Linked DNA regions of Homo sapiens: region 1 is linked to region 2. Evidence: read pairs that join two places in POLR2A ChIA-PET (ENCODE). Cell type or tissue: GM12878. All regions are shown on one strand. Each heading gives the region's core, and the rest is flanking DNA. Links, peaks and the distances in the headings are about the cores only.

The links. ChIA-PET counts read pairs that join two places held together with the same protein. Peaks named below come from ENCODE experiments on the same cell type or tissue, not always from the same donor. Only the 100,000 strongest peaks of a DNase experiment are listed, where the experiment ranks them.
Region 1: POLR2A ChIA-PET joins it to region 2 with 6 read pairs; 1 of 35 experiments calls an interaction of 5 or more read pairs at or near these places.

The regions. Positions count from the first base shown.
Region 1 is chrX:149,794,864-149,799,258 of GRCh38, reverse strand. No RefSeq gene overlaps it. Among named protein-coding and RNA genes, the nearest start is that of MAGEA9, 15 kb to the right of the region's middle. In GM12878, for the core only: no CTCF peak of the experiment used is centred there; no DNase peak of the experiment used is centred there; H3K27ac peaks cover 675 bases.
Region 2 is chrX:149,143,742-149,148,136 of GRCh38, reverse strand. No RefSeq gene overlaps it. Among named protein-coding and RNA genes, the nearest start is that of IDS, 360 kb to the left of the region's middle. RefSeq lists enhancers at 663-1,162, 1,163-1,664. In GM12878, for the core only: no CTCF peak of the experiment used is centred there; a DNase peak (open chromatin) is centred at 2,074.

The sequences.
Region 1 (4,395 bases), core at 205-4,204, 650 kb before region 2:
GTGAGCTTGGGAAAAACCACTGAGAGTAGCGAATGTAAGCAAGAGAACACATTAAATTGAGCAGAAATTCCTGGGCTCAACCTAAGGTGCTCACGCAGAAATCTTCATAGTTACCGAGGACTGGAGGACTGAACTAGTGGTAGACCATCACCCAGTAGTCAGCCATTATTCAGGAGGACTCAGAAATGCTATGGATGCAAATATCACAGCACCACCAACATAAGAATATGCCTTTTTTCAAGCACACATGGAAAACACACCAAGCTAGATTATCTCTTGGGTCATAAAATAAATATATTTTTTTTTCCTAAGACAGAGTCTTGCTCCATTGCCCAGGCTGGAGTACAGTAGTGAGATCTCAGCTTACTACAGCCTCTGCCTCCCATGTTCAAGGGATTCTCCTGCCTCAGCCACCCGAGTAGCTGGGATTACAGACACACACCACCATGCTTGGCTAATTTTTTTTTTTTTAGACAGAATCTCGCTCTGTCACCAGGCTGGAGTGCACTGGCGTGATCTCGGCTCACTGCAACCTCCGCCTCCCAGGTTCAAGTGATTCTCCTGCCTCAGCCTCCCAAGTAGCTGGGACTACAGGCGCACATCACCACGCCCAGCTAATTTTTTTTTTTTTTTGTATTTTTAGTAGAGATGGGGTTTCACCATGTTGGCCAGGATGGTCTTGATCTCCTGACCTCGTGATCTGCCCGTCTCGGCCTCCCAAAATGCTGGGATTACAGGTGTGAGCCACCACGCCTGGCCGGCTAATTGTTTTATTTTTAGTAGAGACAGGGTTTCACCATGTTGGTCAGGCTGCTCTGGAACTCTTGACCTCAAGTGATCTCTCTGCCTTGGTCTCCCAAAGTGCTGGGATTACAGGTGTGAGCCACCTTGCCAGTCTCTCTTTCTTTCTTTCTTTCTTTCTTTCATTTTTCAAACAACAGATTTTTAAAAATCCACATCATCAAGCTTATGTTCTTCGACCTCTATGGCACCATATTAGAAATGAAACAATAACATAAGTACAATAGGAAATTATCATACCTTGTGGAATTAAACGACACCATCTTCAACAATTCAAGGATCAAAAAGGTAGCCTCAAGGAAATTAAAAAGTCCATAGAACTGAATTTAATTGGAAAAGCAACATATCACAACTTGTGGGATGCAGCTAAAACAGTGTTTAGAGAGAAAATTATAACATTACTTAGATTAAGATAAAAGAAAGATCTCACATAAATAATGTGAGCTTCTACCTTAACTAACCAGAAAAAGAGGGAAACCAATTAATTCAAAGCAAGCAGAAAAAAAGAAAAAAACACAACAGAAATAGTTCACAATGAAATCCGAAAAAAAAAAAAAAGGAAAGAAAGAAAAATCATGGAAACCAAAAGCTGTTCTTTGAAAGGATCAAGAAAATGGATGGAACTCTAGTCAGTCATGGAAAGTAAGAGAGAAGATACAAATTATTAAGATCAAAAGTGAAACAGGAAATATCATTAGAGAACCTGTAGACCTGAAGATAGCCATGAAATGCTAAGAAGAAATCTGTGCAGAATAATTCAATAACTGAAATGGAATTCATGATAAAATGAAATGAAATTCTACCAAAATCAGAAACTAGTGGAACTCACCTTAGACAAAATGGATAACTTGAAGAGTACTTTAGCTACCAAAATAACTGATTTCATAGTAAAACTCTTTCTGAGAAAGAAATCTGTAGACCCAGATAGGTTCACTGGAGATTTCGTACAACCATTTAAAGAAGTAACATGAATTTGCACAGTCTCTCAGAGAAAATAGAAGAGAAGGGGATGTTTCCCAAATCATTTTACCTGGTTAACATTACCATGGTATTACCAGGCTAACAGTACAAACAAACAAGGAAACACAAACCAATAAAAATTCTAGAGGTCAATATGCTTCACAAACATAGATGCAAAATCTCCAAAAAATTAGCAAATAGAATCCAGCAATATCTTAAAAGTCGGATTTATCTGGAGAATGCAAGGCTGGTTTAATATTTGATAGTTGATCAATGCTGTCCACTATATCCAGAAATGTATGATGACCTCAACTAAAGCAGACAAAAGCACTTGAGAATGTACAACATAATCACAGTGAAAAGTCTCAGGAAACTAGAAATAGAAAGGAACTTAACCTGACAGAGTACATGTACAGAAAACCAAGAGCAAATATCAAACTGGGTAGTGAAAGACTGAATGCCTACCCCTAAAAAGAGAAACAAGAAAAGGATGTCCCCTCTCACCACTCCTATTCAGAAAGGTAGTGGGATTCTTACCAGTGAAATCAATCAAGAAATATAAATAAGAGACATCTTGAATGGGACAGAATATATAATGTTGTTTCCAACCTCAGAAGACACAACTGCCTATGCAGAAAATACCAAGGAAACTGCACAAAAACTCCTCAAATAAGTGAGTGCAGGCAGGTCGCAAGGTAGAAGCTCAACACACGATAATCGTATTATCGTACTTCATATAATGGCAATAAAAATGGGAAGTTGCTGTTGCATTTCCTTAGGCTCTCTGATTGTACCTTTCACCCTGTCCAGTCCCCTGATGAGACCAACAAAGGCATTCTTCATTTCCCTTATGGTCTATATATTTTTTTAATTTTTAGCATTTCCTTTTCATTTATTCATTCATTCTTTTTTTAATTTTTAGCATTTCCTTTTCATTCATTCATTTTTTTTTTTTTGAGAAGGAGTCTCGCTCTGTTGCCCAGGCTGGAGTGCAGTGGCACAATCTTGGTTCACTGCAACATCTGCCTCCCAGGCTCAAGCGATCCTTGTGCCTCAGCCTCCCGAGAAGCTGGGATTACAGGCGCCTGCCACCACACCTGGCTAATTTTTGTATTGTACTCATTTATTTATTTATTTTTTAAGTAGAGACGGGGTTTCACCACGTTGACCAGGCTGGTCTCAAACTCCTGATGTCAAGTGATCCATCCACCTTGGCTTCCCAAAGCCCTGGGATTACAGGCCCCTTTTCAGTTGTTCTTGAAGAGTTTCCATATTTTGACTTACAGTACTTACCTATTCTTGGATATTATCCACTTTTTCCATTAGGGCCCACAGCGTGTTACTCATACTTGTCTTAAATTCCCAGTCAGATCATTCCAACATCTCTATCATATCTGAGTCTGTTTCTGATACCTGCTCTTTGTCTTCACACTGTGTGTGTGTGTTTTTTTTTTTTTTTTTGTCTATTAGTATGCTTTGAAATTTCCTTTTGCAAACTTGCCACGATGTGTCAGATGAAAAGAATGGAGTTAAATAGGCCTTTAGTGTGAGGTTTACCTTCATCTGGCTGTGTTTACTGTTTGCTGTAGCTGTAGGTGTCAGAGGCTAAACCTCCCTGTGGTGTCCTTCACTTTTCCTCCTTGGCTGTGTTTGGTTTTCCTTGGAGACCTGCTCACTATGGTCTGGCACTCACAGTTCTTTCAGTTTCATTCCCCAGTTGATGTGGCAGTGAGCTGCAGAGGGAGGGGAAGACTTCTATCCTCCTATGACTACATGGCAGGCTTGAGTCAGTGTACACCGGGCTGTGGCTTTCACTAGTGCTTCTCAGTTTTGTTTTGTTTTCTCCTTGGACAGACATTAAGGGGCCAGAATGTTGTAGCTGGGTGTTTTCCTTACCCAGTGTTGATGAGAGTCTAGAAAAAAACCAAGTAGGACAGACTCTGGTAAAACAGTTTCTCTTGAGGGCAGACCCTCGTTTGAAGAACAGAATACTCTGGGCATATTTTCGAATGACTCCTTTCTCCCTCTGGTCCTCACTGGGGGAACCTGATAGGGCTCCCAGAGGTGAAACTCTGGAAACTGTGGTAGCCTTCTGGATGGTGCCCCCAGGAGTTTTTAGTTCTCAAATTTGTCCATAGTGAGCCCTCCACCATTCGTCTTATAAAGATGAGGTTTTCGTATCCTGGTCCTTGTTTCTGGGCATTCAGCTCCTGAGCTTCTGCTCTCCAAAGTTGTGGCTGACTGTATCTACTGTCTCTTCCGTTTTGGGTCAGCAATCAGCCCTATGGCCTCAGCTCTCTGAGGGATCAGAGAAAAGTTGTTGTTTTCCAATTTGTTCAGCTTCTTATCTTGTTTGCGTCAGAGGCAGAGAGCCATCTAGCTCCTTACATACCCGAGTGAACATAAGAATTTAAGAAAATTGGAAAACTTTTTTAAACATAGCAGTTTTACATAGGTATACATGTGGCATGGTGGTTTGCTGCACCCATCAACCTGTCATCTACATTAGGTATTTCTCCTAATGCTATCCCTCCTCTAGCCCCCCACCCCCTGACAGGCCCCAGTGTATGATGCTCCCCTCCCTGTGTCCATGTGTTCTCATGGTTTAACTCCCACTTATGAGTGAGAACATGC
Region 2 (4,395 bases), core at 145-4,144:
TTCTTCTCATCTGCACAAGGCGCATACTTTCAAATTGGACAGATGCTTGGCCATAAAGGAATTCTCAACAAATTGAAAAAAGGAAAGAAAGAAAATTATGCCAACCACAGTCTCAGACCATAGACCTAAAAAAATATAAATTAGTAAAAAGAATGGAAATTAAATAATCTGTTTCTCAGTGACTTTGGCGTAAACAATGAAATTAAGGCAGAAACCAAGAAATTCTTTGAAAGTAATAAAAACAAAGATAAAACATATCAGAATCTCTGCGACACAGTTAAAGCAATGCTAAGAGGGAAGTTTATAGTGCTAAATGCCCACATCAACAAGTTAGAAAGATTTCAGATTAACAACCTAACATCATACCTAGAGGAACTAGAAAAACAAGAGCAAACCAACACCAAAGGTAGCAGAAAAATGAAATAACCCAAATCGCAGCTGAACTGAACAAAATGGAGATGAGAAAAGCCATACAAAAGAACAACACAACCAAAAGTTGATTTTTGAAAAATAAATACGATTGATAGATCACTACCAAGACTAATAAATAATAAAAGAGAAAATCCAAATAAACACTACAAAAAATGACAAAGGGGCATTACCACTGACTCCACAGAAATACGAATAAAAACTTCAGAGACTATTATAAACACCTCTATGCACACAAACTAGAAAACCTAGCAGAAATATATCTAGCTGAGTCTGGGGGTTTTCATGTGCTCAGAATGGAGGGAGTGCATGCTGATTGGTCCATGAGTGGCCATGGGTGGGCTTGAAAAAGCACCATTCAATTGTCTGAAAGGCGCCAATGAAATTCTCACTCCATGTGGTAGACTCCACCTTAACTGGCAGCCTGGCCCCCGGGCCCCAGGCTTCAGGCCTGGCTTGAAGGTGAGGTTTCACTGGGGACCTGCCCCTTCCCCCAGGAACCTGTCTGCCTCTGCTGCCATCAACATGCCACCCATGGTGCCCAGGCTTTCCATGCTGAGGAGTGCCTGTAGACCCATGCCAAGCCCCCCTCAGCCCCCCTCTGCCCTCCTGTGTTTGTCAGTTCCCAAAGTCCGGAGGGGGCCAAGGCAGCAGAGGGCTAGCATGTCAATGCCACCCCAAGCATGTGCACACTCAGCCGGGTTTACCACAACTTTGCTCCACACTGGAGCAGACACCAGGAGCAGGGAGAGGCCAGGGAGCAGGAGCAGGCACTCCCTGGGCTCCTAAGAGTGCAGGGATGCCTGGGTCTAGAGCCATGGCTGGGTGGCTACAGCTGCACCCGGGAGCAGGGGCTCCTGCCATGCCAACTTGGTGGGGTTCCCACTTGGATCACCTGTTTACAGCACCCACTGGCTCCACAGAGCGCATAGCCCTTGCCATGCCTTCCCCGCTGCTGCTGGCGTCTTCAAAGCAGCCACTCTAGATAGGCTGCTGCCACCATCAGTTTTACTTATTTTCACTAGCTTGTATAATTTTCACAATAAAAATTATTTAAAAATTATTTTTAAAACCCCACAAGACAGGGGAAACAGTATAGCAGTGAGAAAACATAGGGGCAGAATGAAGCCTTGGCCAGAGGAGATAAGGTTATAAGGTAGGATGGAGCCAGGTTTTGTAAAGTGACAATTGAAGTTTGAATTGTTTTCTCTAAGTTGCTGGGTATCTGTGGAAAGTTTTTTTTTTTTTTTTTTTTTTTTTTTTTTTAAATAGGGCAATGGCATAAGAAGACCTGGCCTTCTTTTTCTGGATTGAAGACATTTTTATCTGGGGATTTTTAGTTGAACAGCATCCCAGGTGCTTTCTGGTGATTTTCCAGGTCTCTCTTGGCTTTGCCTTCGACTTTTGAATGACCTGTTTGCATGTCTGTTACCACCATGATACTGCAAGCTCTGTGAAGGCATGGATTATGTCATCTTCAACCCTGCCGCCTCTCCAACTTCCCACCCCCACCCCAGGGCCTGACCCCAAGGGAGCTGTCAATGGATGTTTGCTGCATGGAATGAATGGGGACTGACTTTTGCTATGGCAGTTTCTTAGGCGCCTCTGACATAAGACACCTCCCTTCCCTAGGCACATAAATTTAGGAAGAAGGCAGAGTCTTCATAGTTATGAATTACTTCCTAACTAGTAAAACTGCAGGAAAGCCCACAAAATTGCCTGTAAAGCAACAGCCTCATTAGTTGTAATTATAATAAAGAGCAATGACTCAGCAGACCACAACCCACACCCACAAGCACACAGGCCCTCTAGCAGGGCGCCTCAGGAGGCAGGCCTGGCTCTGGGACACACAGGGAAGATCCATGTCTGTCTTAGCGTATTCTTTTGCTAGACTTCAGCTTTAACCAACTCCATGTGACCCCCCAACCCATTCTATTTTATACAACAAAGTCAGGGGGGTACAGAAGATAGAGTAGGCAAGCCTTAATCTTCAAAGTGTGACTGTTTCAGAACTTCATGACAGCCAGTCTAAGAAAATGCTTATCTCTTGCTATCTCAATTCTCAAAGTGTGCATGTAATTTACTGTGGACAATACTCCTACTGGAGTCCATCCTACTTCTGGTCAACATGTTTGAAAGCTCCATTAAGTCACTGACATGAATCTGGATCTCTCCAAACACTCTCTGGGAGGAATTAAACACTGATGGACTCTAAGCCATGGACCTTTTCTTCCATTGTACCAGTTATGATATTTCACAGATTGTAGGGTCAAAAAATCTGTTTATCAGTTAATATGTAATGATCTTGCAGGCACTTGCACTGCTAAGCATAAGAAAACTGTGTGTGATGATGCTGATAATTATTGTTTTGAAGATATTGTAGGAGCACTACACCACAAAACTTGCCCTTTGATAAGTTAGCAAGGATCAGAAGGCTGAGGTAGCCACATGGTGGTAGCGTCCTCCCAAGTGCCTGGGTGCTCCTCTGGCAGGAGATTTAGAGCTTTTCTGGGAGCAGATTGGGGATCATGGCTTGAGCATCAGTAGTTTACACCTTTGTTGGAGGGATTAAAAAGAAGAAAATGGTAAGTTACTGTACTCCTATTACATGCCATTTGCAAGGCTAGGCCTTTTACATGCATTAGTCAGTTTAGGCCTTAAAATGATACTGCAAGGTAGATATTATTCTTTCTGCTTATTTACTGCCCTTAAAACAATAAATGATAATCCATCACATCAACAGACTAAAAATGAAAAATCACATAATCATATGAACAGGTACAGAAAAAGAATTTGACAAAATGTCACACCCATTTGTTATACAATCTATCATCAAACTAGAAATAGAACAGCTTTATTTATAATTGCCAAAACTTGGAAGCAACAAAGATGTTCTTCAGTCAGTGAATGGATAAACAAACTGATATATCAAGACAATGGAATATTATTCAGCACTAAAAAGAAATAAACTACTGTCAAGCCACGAAAAGACATGGAGGAAACCTAAATGCATATTCCTAAGTGAAAGAACCCAGAACCCAGTCTGAAAACTTTACTAACTATATGGTTCCAGCTATATGACATTTTTGAAAAGGTAAAACTATGAAGACATTAAAAAATCACTGATTTTTTAAATGGAATGAATAGGTAGTGGATTTTTAGGGCAGTGAAACTACTCTGTATAATATTATAATGGGGATGCATGTCATCATACATTTGTTGAAACTCAAAGAATGTACAACACCAAGTATGAACCGTCACATAAGCTATGGACTTTGGGTAAGAATGAAGCATCAATGTAGGTTCATCAGTTGCAAGAAATGTACCATTATGGTGGAGGATATCAATAATAGGGAAGGTTGTGCATGTGTGAGGTAATGGGATGTATAGAAACTCTATACTTTGCATAATTTTCCTGATACCCTAAAACTGCTTTAAAACTAAAGTCTATTTTTAAAAAGATTATAATAAAACAGTAAATGGGAAAGCAGGGTAGTAAGGAATTTGAGAAGCCTGCCCATGATTACACAGTAAGTGTTGTTTGGAAGTTGATCTACTGGTAAAGAGAATATAACAGTCTTAATTTGAAGGTGCTTAGCCTGCTAGTCCATGATCTGGAAGAGGAGATCTGTAAACTCCTCATGACTGCATGAAAAATTGTGTAAAGAAAGTCTCTTCTGGATAGACTTTCCCTAGCTATCTTGGAAACTCCAACAAGATTAAGAACCACATTGGACACATGATATTGGAAATAGCTCCATGATAAAAGCAGAGAGTCAACGTTGGAATTATGTACAATCTGTTTGAAAGTAATGGTCACATATTCCAATATACCTAGGTTAGGATTGGTCAGAAGTACCCCCTTTCTATTTGTGACAGAGTCAGCACACCCCATATCATGTGGGCTTCCTTAGGTTGATTTTCTGAGGTGAATTATATTCTATGAGTACATAAGAGAGTCTTATT